Linked DNA regions of Homo sapiens: all the other regions are linked to region 2. A link is a contact called in ENCODE Hi-C or POLR2A ChIA-PET data. All regions are on one chromosome and are shown on one strand. Each heading gives the region's core, a stretch centred on a gene start or an enhancer-like site at or near the end of the contact. The rest is flanking DNA. Distances are from core to core; before and after follow the strand shown.

Evidence for each region. Hi-C counts contacts between places; a loop is a spot of excess contacts on that map. ChIA-PET counts read pairs that join two places held with the same protein, here RNA polymerase II (POLR2A). Pooled maps may share reads with other maps.
Region 1: a map of PC-3 shows a loop between it and region 2 (6-fold over the local background). The contact joins two enhancer-like sites. A Hi-C loop is called at or near these places in 3 of 168 maps with a recorded cell type or tissue (IMR-90, PC-3 and endothelial cell of umbilical vein) and 2 of 50 pooled maps. POLR2A ChIA-PET finds 5 or more read pairs at or near these places in 3 of 52 experiments (AG04449, HEK293 and PC-3).
Region 3: a map of endothelial cell of umbilical vein shows a loop between it and region 2 (6-fold over the local background). The contact joins two enhancer-like sites. A Hi-C loop is called at or near these places in 2 of 168 maps with a recorded cell type or tissue (PC-3 and endothelial cell of umbilical vein), 1 of 37 single-sample maps with no recorded cell type and 1 of 50 pooled maps.

The regions. Positions count from the first base shown.
Region 1 is chr4:176,837,953-176,841,908 of GRCh38, reverse strand. No RefSeq gene overlaps it. Among named protein-coding and RNA genes, the nearest start is that of LINC02509, 36 kb to the left of the region's middle. Within about 2 kb of position 2,633, at least 3 of the 41 ENCODE cell types and tissues checked have a DNase peak (open chromatin) inside an H3K27ac peak, as active enhancers do; they include PC-3 and endothelial cell of umbilical vein, where a contact is called at or near this core.
Region 2 is chr4:176,881,675-176,885,672 of GRCh38, reverse strand. No RefSeq gene overlaps it. Among named protein-coding and RNA genes, the nearest start is that of LINC02509, 8.0 kb to the right of the region's middle. Within about 2 kb of position 2,537, at least 4 of the 41 ENCODE cell types and tissues checked have a DNase peak (open chromatin) inside an H3K27ac peak, as active enhancers do; they include PC-3 and endothelial cell of umbilical vein, where a contact is called at or near this core.
Region 3 is chr4:176,918,327-176,922,267 of GRCh38, reverse strand. No RefSeq gene overlaps it. Among named protein-coding and RNA genes, the nearest start is that of LINC02509, 45 kb to the right of the region's middle. Within about 2 kb of position 1,412, at least 2 of the 41 ENCODE cell types and tissues checked have a DNase peak (open chromatin) inside an H3K27ac peak, as active enhancers do; they include PC-3 and endothelial cell of umbilical vein, where a contact is called at or near this core.

The DNA.
Region 1 (3,956 bases), core at 1,384-3,883, 44 kb after region 2:
TTTCACATAGGTTCCTGCCTTCTTGGTACAAATTTAAGATATTAATCTACAATTGTAAAAGATTAAGAATGGCTTTCCTGCCAGATGTTTAAAAATTTCTGTGCAAAAGAGTAAGATTGACAGCTGTTTGTGGGGATTTTTGGCCTTGTGCAATAAGGGAATGGAAGTCACTCTCGTGGGAGTAAAACCAATGCAAGAAGGAAAATAGAGGACATCATTATATCTGAAAAGAGTTTGTACCAAAAAATAATTATCATTAATATCCAGCTAGAGTGAGACAGTAAGGTTTCCCTGACATTTTGTAAAGAAAAAATAGGAAGGTCATGAAATCCTATCTCCCTGGTGTATAATAATTTGCCAATTTTCGCTACATTAGAAGTTGGTAATAGGCCTCTGATATGTTGTTGAATTATTTTTTTCCAAATTAGCTGATGTTGGGAGGGAGATATTTTTAACATTGAAAAATAGTCTTCCATAAAAAAACTCATGTGTGAAATGTAACATTGCATTCTTTCTACTGGGAGAGATAATAAATCTAGATGCTCCCCCTCCCCATTCCTTCACAGTATAAATTTTTCTCTGTTGATTTTCTGGTTCTCTTTTTGAAGTGTTAATTAGTCAAACACGAATAGTACTTATATGATTTCTCCATGCTATAGTTGATCTGGATATAATGGGTTTTCAGAAAATAGTTTTTTAAAATTCCTTAAAATACAGTAGTTTCCCCTTGTCCATGTGGGATGTCATGCAAGACTCTTTATGGATGCTTGAAACCTCAGATAATACTGAATCTTGTATATACTATGAACAAGTTTCTCTCTCCTTTACAATTTCAGAAGCTGGTACTACATTTCTTTTTTGAGATGGAGTCTCGTTCTGTTGCCCAGGCTGGAGTGCAATGGTGCGATCTCGGCTCACTGCAACCTCCACTTCCTGGGTTCAAGCGATTCTCATGCCTCAGCCTCTGGAGTAGCTGAGATTACAGGCGTATGCCACCATGCCCAGCTAATTTTTGTATTTTTAGCAGTGATGAGTTTTTGCCATCTCTGGCCAGGCTGGTCTCAAACTCCTGACCTCAAGTGATCTGCCCGCACTGGCCTCCCAAAGTGCTGGGATTACAGGCGTGAGCCACCGTGCCCGGCTAGTACTGTTTCTTGTACAGTGTGCAGAAGGATGACACAATTAAACCTCTTTTCTAATAAGTTACCCAGTCTCAGATATTTCTTTTTAGCAATGCAAAAATGGACTAAAACAAGGACTTTCACCTTTTCACTTAAAGGAAGCACTTTACAGCTTCTTTTGGCAAATCCAAACTCACTAGCCTTGAATTTTGGGACCACTGTTAAGTAAAAAAGGGTTACTTTAACACAAGCACTGCGATGATACTGCCGACAGTTGATCTGACAGTCAAAGCAGTCACTAAGTGACTAACAGACAGGCAGTATATAGAGCATGGGTACTCTGGACAAAGGGATGATTCTGGTTCTGGGTGGGCTGGAGAGGGACAGTGTAATATTTCATCACACTATTCAAAGATGTCCAATTTAAAACTTAAAGTTAATTATTTCTGTAATTTTCCATTTACTATTTTTAAACTGTGGTTGACCACAAGCAGCTGAAACCATGGAAAGTAAAACCACAGATAAGGGGCAGGGGGAACTACTGTAGTGTAATAAGAAATATATTTGTCGGGGGATGGGGGAGGGATAGCATTAGGAGATATACCTAATGTTAAATGACGAGTTAATGGGTGCAGCACACCAACACGGTACATGTATACATATGTAACTAACCTGCATGTTGTGCACATGTACCCTAAAACTTAAAGTGTAATAAAAAAAAGAAAAAAAAAAGAAGAAATATATTTGTTCTTTGTCCCAGTGCCTAGCACAGAGCTCCTAAAACTCTTGAAATTTCCCTGATCAGAGAGTCTTCTTTTATGCATAAAGAGCTCCTTTCCACAGCAGAATGTATGCTAATTAGTTGACTTTGGATGGGATCCCTACATAGCCTCAGGTTGGGGCTGGTTACCAGAAAGACCAAGTGATTAGAGGGTGGAAACTTTCAGCCCCACCCTTGACTTTTAGGGAGGGAAGAAGGGCTGGAGACTGAGCTCTATAAAAACTCTTGAATAACAGGAATCAATGAGCTTTAGAATTAGTGAACTTGTCCACCCATGGAGGATGGAGATGGAAGCGCCTCTGCTTGGAAACCCTTCTGAACCTCACGTTATGTATCTTTTTATATGGACGTTCATTTGTGTCCTTTATAATAAACCAGTAAACATAAGAGAAGCATCTTCTTGAGTTCTGTGAGGCATTCGAGCAAATTACCAAACCTTAGGAAGGGATCAGGAGAATCCTGAATTTATAGCCAGTTGGTCAGAAGTACCGGAGGCCCAGGATTTATGACAGACACCTGAAGTGGGGGTAGTCCTGTGGGACCAAGCCTTTAAGCTGTGGGATCTGAGCTAACTCTGGGTGTCAGAATTGAACTGAGTTGTTATACACCCAGCTGGTGTCCAGAGAATCAGAGAATTGGTTGTTGGAGTTGGAAAATCCCTCAGACTTCCCAAGTTTCCCTTTGCATATTTTTAACCTATTAGTCATACTTATGGAAAGAGCAGTAGCTTCATTGATGAAACAAACATTGCTAACCAGTATTACTGCTTCACTATGTGCCTTCAGACAATTAATTTGGGCTTAGTGAACGGTATTTAGAGACTCATGAGAACGAGGCAATAGCCAAGATACACTTGGAAAACAGTAAATCTTGAAATCGAAATGATGAACTAGTCCTATCATCACCTTGAATTGATAAATGAGAATAACATTCCTTTAAGGTTATTCACTCTAGTGTCATGTTAAGTAGTTCTCTCACTGACTTTGGTTTAGATACTTTCTGAATATGCCATTCTCTTTACCCATTTTCATAGTCAAACACTGAGTTAAAATATTTAGGCTTTCCTTCTAAATCATTTTCTCCATTGTCTAACTTTTTACTGCTGGTGTTTATTTTTTATTTTTGAGTTATTTCTAGCATTTCAGGATCCTAGTGGCCTTCCTGTCTGTGCAAGTCACAATACACGGCCAGCACTGGGCGTGCCCAGTGAGGTAAGACAATAAGAAACTGTCCATGGCATGGCCTTTAAAAAAAACTGTAATACTGTGTTGGAATCATTCCAAACATCACAATTGCGGTTTGTCACATCTTATAGATCTGAACCAAAATTATTCTTTTTTAAAAGATGTCATCACACATTTATTGGGGAGGTAAGGCAATAAATGGATCATTTAACACGAATATAATTTTGCACAGAACACTTGTCTGTGAAGGAACAGGAAACAATGTGTTTGTTGAAAAAAATCTACTTTGGGTCAAGCATTACTAATTAATATTGATTGCTTTTTTACTCTGCATATGAATCCTCATCATTGGTATTACAGGTCCATAATCCCTTATATGAAATCCTTCCGGCTAAATATGTGTCAGGATTCCGAAATCTTTGGGTTTTAGGCCTGGGGTGTCTTTCTTCGGTAAACAACATTAATCCTTCCTCAGTGAAATGTATGCATATCTATATAGGATAGAATAAGTAAAGGCTGTAAGTAGCCCCACATCAGTGCTAGTCAGGTTTTCACATAATGGATTCGGGTCACATCAGGTTTTTCTGCAAAGTAAGAAAAAAATGGTTTCTAGTGGTTTAGGGGTTTCAGAATTGTGAATAAGGGATAGTGAGCCTGTACTACCCTAGTTTTATGAAGGGAAACTTGGCATCTAGAACGGTTACTACAAGTTAAAAATACAGAATTTAAACCTAGACTTGTCTTGATCCAACGATTGTTGTTGCTCTATTGAACCTAAATTAAGGATTATGAAGTTGTGTTCCTTCTGTAAGAGTAATTAAAGAATTGGGTTCTTCAAGGGACACTAAAAATAAAAGCTGTAAAAGATTA
Region 2 (3,998 bases), core at 1,288-3,787:
TTTTATCTGATTACCTGTTTAATATCAATCTCCATTATTTTAATATCCAATTTTTTTATATCCAAGTTTTCAGCACAGATTCTATAATCTAGAAAGTACAAAAACCATTTTTGAAAAATGGAAAATGAGTACAACTCGATCTTGTCTTGTTGTACTCAATTCTCCCTGAGTTTTATCTTGAGACAATGCCTAAACATTGTGGCATCACATAATAATGATAAAAGCTTTGACTGAGAACCTATGAGTCAGATATTGAGTAGGACTCTCCATTCACTATCTTACTTAGTCTTCCAACAGCCCCATTAGAACATTATTATCATTGCCAAATAAATGAATCAATTTAAGAAGCCAAAGTATGGAGAAGCCAAAAGACTTCTCCAGCTCACACATGACAGTGTAGCGTAGCCCATACTCAAACCTAGACCAGGATTTTATTGAATCTCACTCTTGCTTTCCTAGAGAGCAGCCTTTCTAGCATCAGAAGAAAGCTTATGTTTGATGTGTGAGGACCAATTTTGCTACCAGTCATGCAAGAGTATTCAGAGTGGGCAAACCGGACATTCAGTCTTAGAAATTCATTGACTTCACACACAAATTAATTAAATTATTTCATTATAAAACAGTTTTCATTTGTTTTAAATATTATAAATTCTCATAAATTATGATAGTTTAAAGGAGACTTTGGCATCTGGAACACATAGCCCAAAATTATAAATTCCTATTAAAGGTAGAGATTTGAGTTATCTTATTATAATCTGTACCTGAAGTAGTCTGTGAAATATAAGAGTATTATTATTGTTATTGTTAACATATTGTAATTAAATAATAATGATTACAAAAAGCCATCATAATTATTATTTTATATATGAGAGCATGTATTATACACTAGAGCAGACACAATTACAAATTTCATTTTAGCTAAAGTATACATAAGTGTATTAAAGTATATATAAGTGTATAGCCATTTTCATGAAACAATAGTTTCTGCTTCTAGTTAAGATGTGTTTAAAGAATGACTACGAAATGGGAATTGGAGAGCAAATTTGTTTATTCAGATACTATGTATAGACCCTAGGTTGTAGGGAATGTCAGATTGATTTCCATATCACATGACTAACCAAGTCTAAATAACTAACACACAGCTAAAAAAAACTAAGCCTCCTACTTCAAATCCCCATTATATCCTAAACATCATGCTGCACTTGCAAATGGTGGGCATATTGGCTTGAGTACCATGGTATGGTTAAGGCTTACAAGGAGCTCTGTCTCCACAACATCAGAGAGGTAGCTCTGAGCACCGCAGAGGGTGATGCTGCAGTGGCTGGCCCTTCCTGCGATGTCCTGGCCTGGTCCCAAGACACAGAAGCAGGTCTGAACATCATCAGAACCACTCCTCTTGACGACAATTCAAGGGAAGTAATTTCCCCCTGAGTGGAAATAACAATAACTGCTGTTCTATTTACTCAAGGTTCTGCTGGTGAAATTGCTATCTTGGCCTCTTCCAGGTCAGAAGACTGTTAACTGTCTCTGAATCACGAAATTCTTTTTTAAAACCTCCATTCCATTCTTCAAATGTAGACACATTTTAGTTTTTGCTAAACATTATAAATCCATTTATAGCAATTGTGGTATTGTGGTTTTGAGGAGAGAGACACTCAACCTGGAAGAACAGTTATTCCAAGTGCATGACTGACTTGTTAACAGACTTAGCGTTCTAGTGTCATAAATGTACATGATTTCAGTAAGGTTAAGCCTTTCCTAAATGCTCTTTTAATGGCTTAGCACAGAAAACATTGACCTAAAGAGTCAGAGCTTATGCACTTCCTTCATTATGGGTGTTTAGGGTGACTTTTTAAATGGGGGTAACAATATATTTATATAATATTACTGAGCAAATAAACTCATTTCCTGGGAATGTGTGCATCTCGCAAGTTCCTGCCACTGAGCCCACACAGGGCACAACTCATAATGAATTTATCTACATTAAAGAAAGGATAAAGATCGGGAAAAATTTGTTCTCCGTTTACATACACGCTTAATAGAATCTACGGCTGCCTCTTGAAATACACATTTTAATACCGAAGGAGCATCCCACAAAACATCTACAGGAACATGAAACCTATGTTAGGAAGCAAAATTTGGCTGGACATGCTAAAGTGCCTAAATGTAGGGCTATGTGCAGACAGAAGAAAAACAACAATATATTATTGCTCTCTCAGCCCAAACAGAATATGCTCTACCTTATTTTCATGTTGATTTTGGCATGAACCGCAATATTCCCAAGTCATTTTGAAAGACAGTAATAGGAGAATTTGTGTTGACATTAGACCAGATAAAAAGTAAGGATAAAAAGCAGTAGCCAGAACTAATGTTTACTCTTGGCTATCGAAGCTTTGCTAATCTCAGCTAGCAACAGGCAATTCGCCTCGGAAACACATACTCTCTCTTAGTAAGTGGCAGAAGCTGGACAAATCTAGGGAAAGCAATAGGACACGTGAAGTGTTAACACAACTCCACACCGCGACATTTTAAGGAAGAGTGCAAATAAGTCCTATTGGGCAGTTCCTTCTTCAGCTTCTGGGATACCTGCAGTGTAGAATCTGCCCAGCCTTTGGAACAAGCTTTGGGAAGTAAAACACTTTTAAGGAATGTTTTTCCGGCTGGGCACGGTGGCTCACTCCTGTAATCTCAGCACTTTGGGAGGCCGAGGTGGGTGGATCACCTGAGGTCAGAAGTTCGAGACCAGCCTTGCCAACATGGTGAAAAACTGTCTCTACTAAAAATACAAAAAATTAGCAAGGTGTGGTGGCGGGAGCCTGCAATCCCAGCTACTGGGGAGGCTGAGGCAGGAGAATCGCTTGAACCTGAGAGGCGGAAGTTGCACTGAGTCGAGGTTGCACCATTGCACTCCAGCCTGGGCAACAAGAGTGAAACTCCATCTCGAGAAAAAAAAAAAAAAGAATGTTTTCCAAGGGAATCAACAAATGTGGCTTTAAGAGTAGAATTTTCTCCAAGCTGAGACTATGCTGTCTAAATTAGTTTCTTTGGTTGCTATTCAGAGATCTAAATTCAGGAGCCTAATGACATCTAGATTTTTCTTAGTAATTCAGAAGCCCTAAAGATAATATCAAGAATAAATAGGCATAATCACACATAGCTATGTCTACAACATCCCAGTCTAAATATATCAATGTATTGTACTGACAGTACCTAAAGGAAACTGCCAATTGCCTCCAAAACTCACCCAGACAGACATTGTTTCAAGTGACCTGGCTTTATGAGGATGTGGTCGGCTGAATAGCAGTATAATTGCACTGAGGTAATCATGGCCGATCCAAGAAACATTGCTATTCCCAGTGAAATTTCCATTGTCTGTCAATGTATGTGAAAAATAGAAACAATTATAGCAAGTTTTCTTAAAACTATATTTGTTCAATGTAATAAACAATTTTTAAATTTGAGATTATGCTATTCTATTTCTTGTATTAAAAAATCCTCTTCTTTAAAAAAAGATGGTTTGAAAAAGTTTTTATTGGTTTGCATTTTACATCTTTATTTGGCAAAATAATGATGTCTTATTTGACAATCTTGTGTCAGTTCTATTTTTATCTTTATAGTTTATTGGTTGATAAAATTTAAAAGCTCAGAAACTATTTCAAATGGTAGCTCTAATGACAAAAATTTGGCCTTTCACACTTTCCAAATTAAGCACAGGAAACAGTTTACAGAGCAGAAGAATGAACCTTTGTAAACTAGAGAGTTGCATACATATGTGTAAGAAAGTTTTGAAAAGTAAGCACTGTGCACATTAAAATAGTGAGATGACATTTTCCTTGTAAAAAAAAATTGGTAAAATTAAAAAGGAATAATAACACTGGTGCCAAAGTGGGTGAGAGGAACAGGGAGAGGAATAGGGATTCTCACACACCACAGATGGCAATAAAAACTGGAATGAGCGTACCAAACTTCTGTTTGTTATTGGTTATCAAGACATGTAA
Region 3 (3,941 bases), core at 163-2,662, 38 kb before region 2:
TTACTGTATTTGGGGTTCATGTTAAATTAGTAGATTTTAGCTGCTCTTGCCACAAAAACAAAAAAAAAGTGGGTAATTATGTGAGATGATGGATATCTTAATTCGTTTCACTATAATAACCTTTTTATTGTCTATTTGTATCTTATAAGTATACCTTGGCCGGGCACGGTGGCTCACGCCTGTAATCCCAGCACTTTGGGAGGCCGAGGTGGGTGGATCACGAGGTCAGGTGTTCCAGACCAGCCTGGCCAACATGGCAAAACCCCGTCTCTACTAAAAATACAAAAATTAGCTGGGCGTGGTGGCGGGTGCTTGTAATCCCAGCCACTCAGGAGGCTGAGGCAGGAGATCCCTTGAACTCGGGAGGCGGAGGTTGCAGTGAGCCGAGATCATGCCATTGCACTCCAACCTGGGCGACAAGAGCAAGACTCCATCTCAACATAATAATAATAATAATAATAATAATTATTATTATTATTATTATTATACCTTAAATATATACAACAAAATTTATTTGGAAAAAAAAGAAAAGAAATACAGGCTTAAATGGGAAAATCAGAGATTGCTAAGAAGGCACCAATGAATTACCTTAGCACAGCTTTTATTCTTTCCATCCTGTTTTTCAGATTCCAGTGACTTCTCTTCCTTCTGTACGTTTCCTCAAACTCGGTGTCCTTTAAACAAACAAAAAATAAGTGTGCTCTGGTGTGTTCCTTTTAAGTTATTCTAACTTTATTTGATGCAATCCAAATGCACATGTTATTGAGCACGCAGGAAGCTATTCTTTAAATAAGCAATAATGAAGTTCAAAAATATTAAGAACACCCACAAAAGTGTCTCACATCCACTTCCTGGCAAAAAGTAAGATAATTAAGCCAACTAGTGTTTACTCAATGAAGTACACTGATAAGAAAGACATGCGTGTACAAGATAATAAAAGAGAAAGTATAATTTTAAATTGTGTGATTACTAAAGATCATATTTAATATTGTTACAGGAGAATTTCAGTCATTTGTATATAATTAATTAATAGGTGGTCTACAAATATTGTATAAATGTTCAATTATGACACATTGATATTGTTCCAGGGACCCTGATATTTTTCCATTTAGCTTGGAACAGAAATTTATAATGACATTGATATATATGTATTACAGTAACTTTACATTTGAGTGCACATTTATAGACGAAGTCTGTAATTCATTAGGAAATAATTTGAGAGTACAAAAACTCTGAAACGTTTATTTTTATGAAGTGAAATGACTGTAATTAACATTTCTATTTCTTGCAAGCAGGCCACAGTTTACCATAAATGTGAGATGTTCTCTGGTGAGCATGATTCATATCCTACATCATGGCAAACTTTTTTTCAGACAGTCATTAAGGATGTGAATCAGGGCTATTAGCAGTTACGTCATTCTGTCCTCTCAAAATTGGGTTGAGAGATAGTGGGGGCAGGTTAAGAATGTTATCAAATGTATTAGTCTGAAGGAAAAGACCAAAGGAACCTAAATATTTTTATCATTCATAATTTTCCTGCTTAGCATTACGATACATCTTAATTTGCCTTTCTCCTCTCCCCCCTATTTTCTTTCCTATTTTCTTCTTGTGTGTTTTATCTTTTCCAAGTTGAAACTAGAATTGTATTGGGAGAACCCAAATTTCAAAAAATTAGTGATTGACATAATTGAAAGTACGTAATGAAGTACTGTTTATTTGTATTTTAGAAAACCTATTTAAACTAATTGTTTAAAGAGGTTGAAATATATTGTTACCAGTTTTTCATTACATCCCATTACCTTAAATACTTTATCACTTTTTCTTCTATATCAAAATATCTGCCTTCTCCTCCCTTCCCACAAATAGAAAATCGGGAAATAAAAATCCAAAGTTCCCAGTATCATGTGTAACTTTTCTTTCATAACAAAGCTTTTAAATATGGTGATAAATTAGTCAAATAATAAATTATTAACTCTAATTTTAAAATAAAAATATTATAAGATAAATTTATGTTGCTTAAATACATAGCAGATGATTAATATATAATGCTTCCAATTTAATGTGATATTATGCTTGTAATACAAAATTTTCATTTCATTTTAAAAGATAAACTGTGGGATTTACATTTCTACAGTAAAAACAATTGATAAGTTTACATTTTAGTTTTTAAAATATAGGTATGTGTAAGCTTTATACTGATTTAAACTTTTAAAGTGTACATTTTTAAAAAGTATATTATAATCTTTTTTTATAAAACCATGAAAATAACTTTTCTCCTGCCCTATGTATTTTATTATCATTATTATTAGTGTTAAGAATACTTACATAAGACCTATCCACTTAGCAAATTTTTAATTATACATTACAGTATTATTAACTATAGGCACTCACTATGCTGTACAGTAGATCTCTAGGACTTAGTCATCTCTGCAACTGAAGTTTTGAAGTCTTTGACTAATACCTCTCATTTCTTACCTCCCCTCATCACCGGCCCTTAACAAGCACCATTCTACTATTTGCCTCTTTGAGTTTGACTCTTTTAAATTCCTCATCTCAGTGGTATCACGTAGTATTTGTTCTCCTATGTCTGGCTTATTTCACTTAGCATATTGTCCTCCAAGTTCATGTATGTTCTGGCAAATGTCAGGATTTCCTTTTATTTTTAAGGCTGAATAATATTCTATTGTGTATATCTACATATCACATTTTCTTTATCCGTTCATTCACTGATGGACATTTAGGTTACTTCCATGTCTTGGTTGTTGTGAATAATGCTGCAATGAACATGGGGTTGCAAACATCTCTTTAGGATCTTGAATGTAATATTTTTAAATATATACTCAGCAGTAGGATTGCCGAATCAGACAATCAACCACAATTGTCTAGTTTTATTTTAGTTGCCTTTGTTTTTAGTATTATATTCAACAAATCATTGCCAAGAACAATGTCAAGAAGATTTTCCACTATGTTTTCTTCTACAAATTTTATGGTTTCAGGTTTTACATATAGGTATTTAAACCATTTGAGTTAATTTTTGTGTATAGTGTAAGATAAGGGTCTGATTTCATTTTAACTATATAACTTTAAATGTGTATGTGTGTGTGTTTCTGAGATTTCTATTCTGCTCATTGGTTTATATGTCTGTTTTTATGCTAGTATTTTTAATTTTTTGAGGAACTTTCATACTACTTTCCATAGAGGCTGTACAAGTTTACATTTCCACCAACAGTGTACGAGGGTTCCCTTTTCTCCGTATTCTCGCCAATATTTATTGTTTGATTTTTGATAATAGCCATGCTAACTGGTGCAAGGTGATATGCCACTGTGGCTTTAATTTGCATTTCCCTGATGACGAGTGATGTTGAGCACTTTTTCATATATCTGTTTGCCATTTCAATGTCTTCTTTGGAGTAATGTTTATTCAGGTCCCTTGCCTATTTTTTCACAGGATTATTATTATAATTTGCTATTTAGTTGTAGGAGTTTTCTATGTATTTTGGATATTAACCCTTAATCAGATACACAGTTTGCAAATACTTCTTACATGCCACAGATTGCCTTTTCATTTTGTTGGTGGTTTCCCTTGCCATGCAGAAGCCGTAAGTTTGATATAGTCACAATTATCTAGTTTTATTTTAGTTGCTTTTGATTTTAGTATTATACTTAAGAAATCATTGCCAAGAACAATGTCAAGAAGATTTTCCACTATGTTTTCTTCTATAAATTTTATGGTTTCAGGTTTTACATATAGGCATTTAAACCATTTGAGTTAATTTTTGTGTATGGTGTAAGATAAAGGTCTGATTTCATTTAACCATATAACTTTAAAAGTGTATGAGGGTGTGTTTCTGATATTTCTATTCTGCTTATTGGGTTATATGTCTGTTTTTATACCAGTACCATTTTGTTTGGATTACTGTAGCTTTGTAATATATTTTACA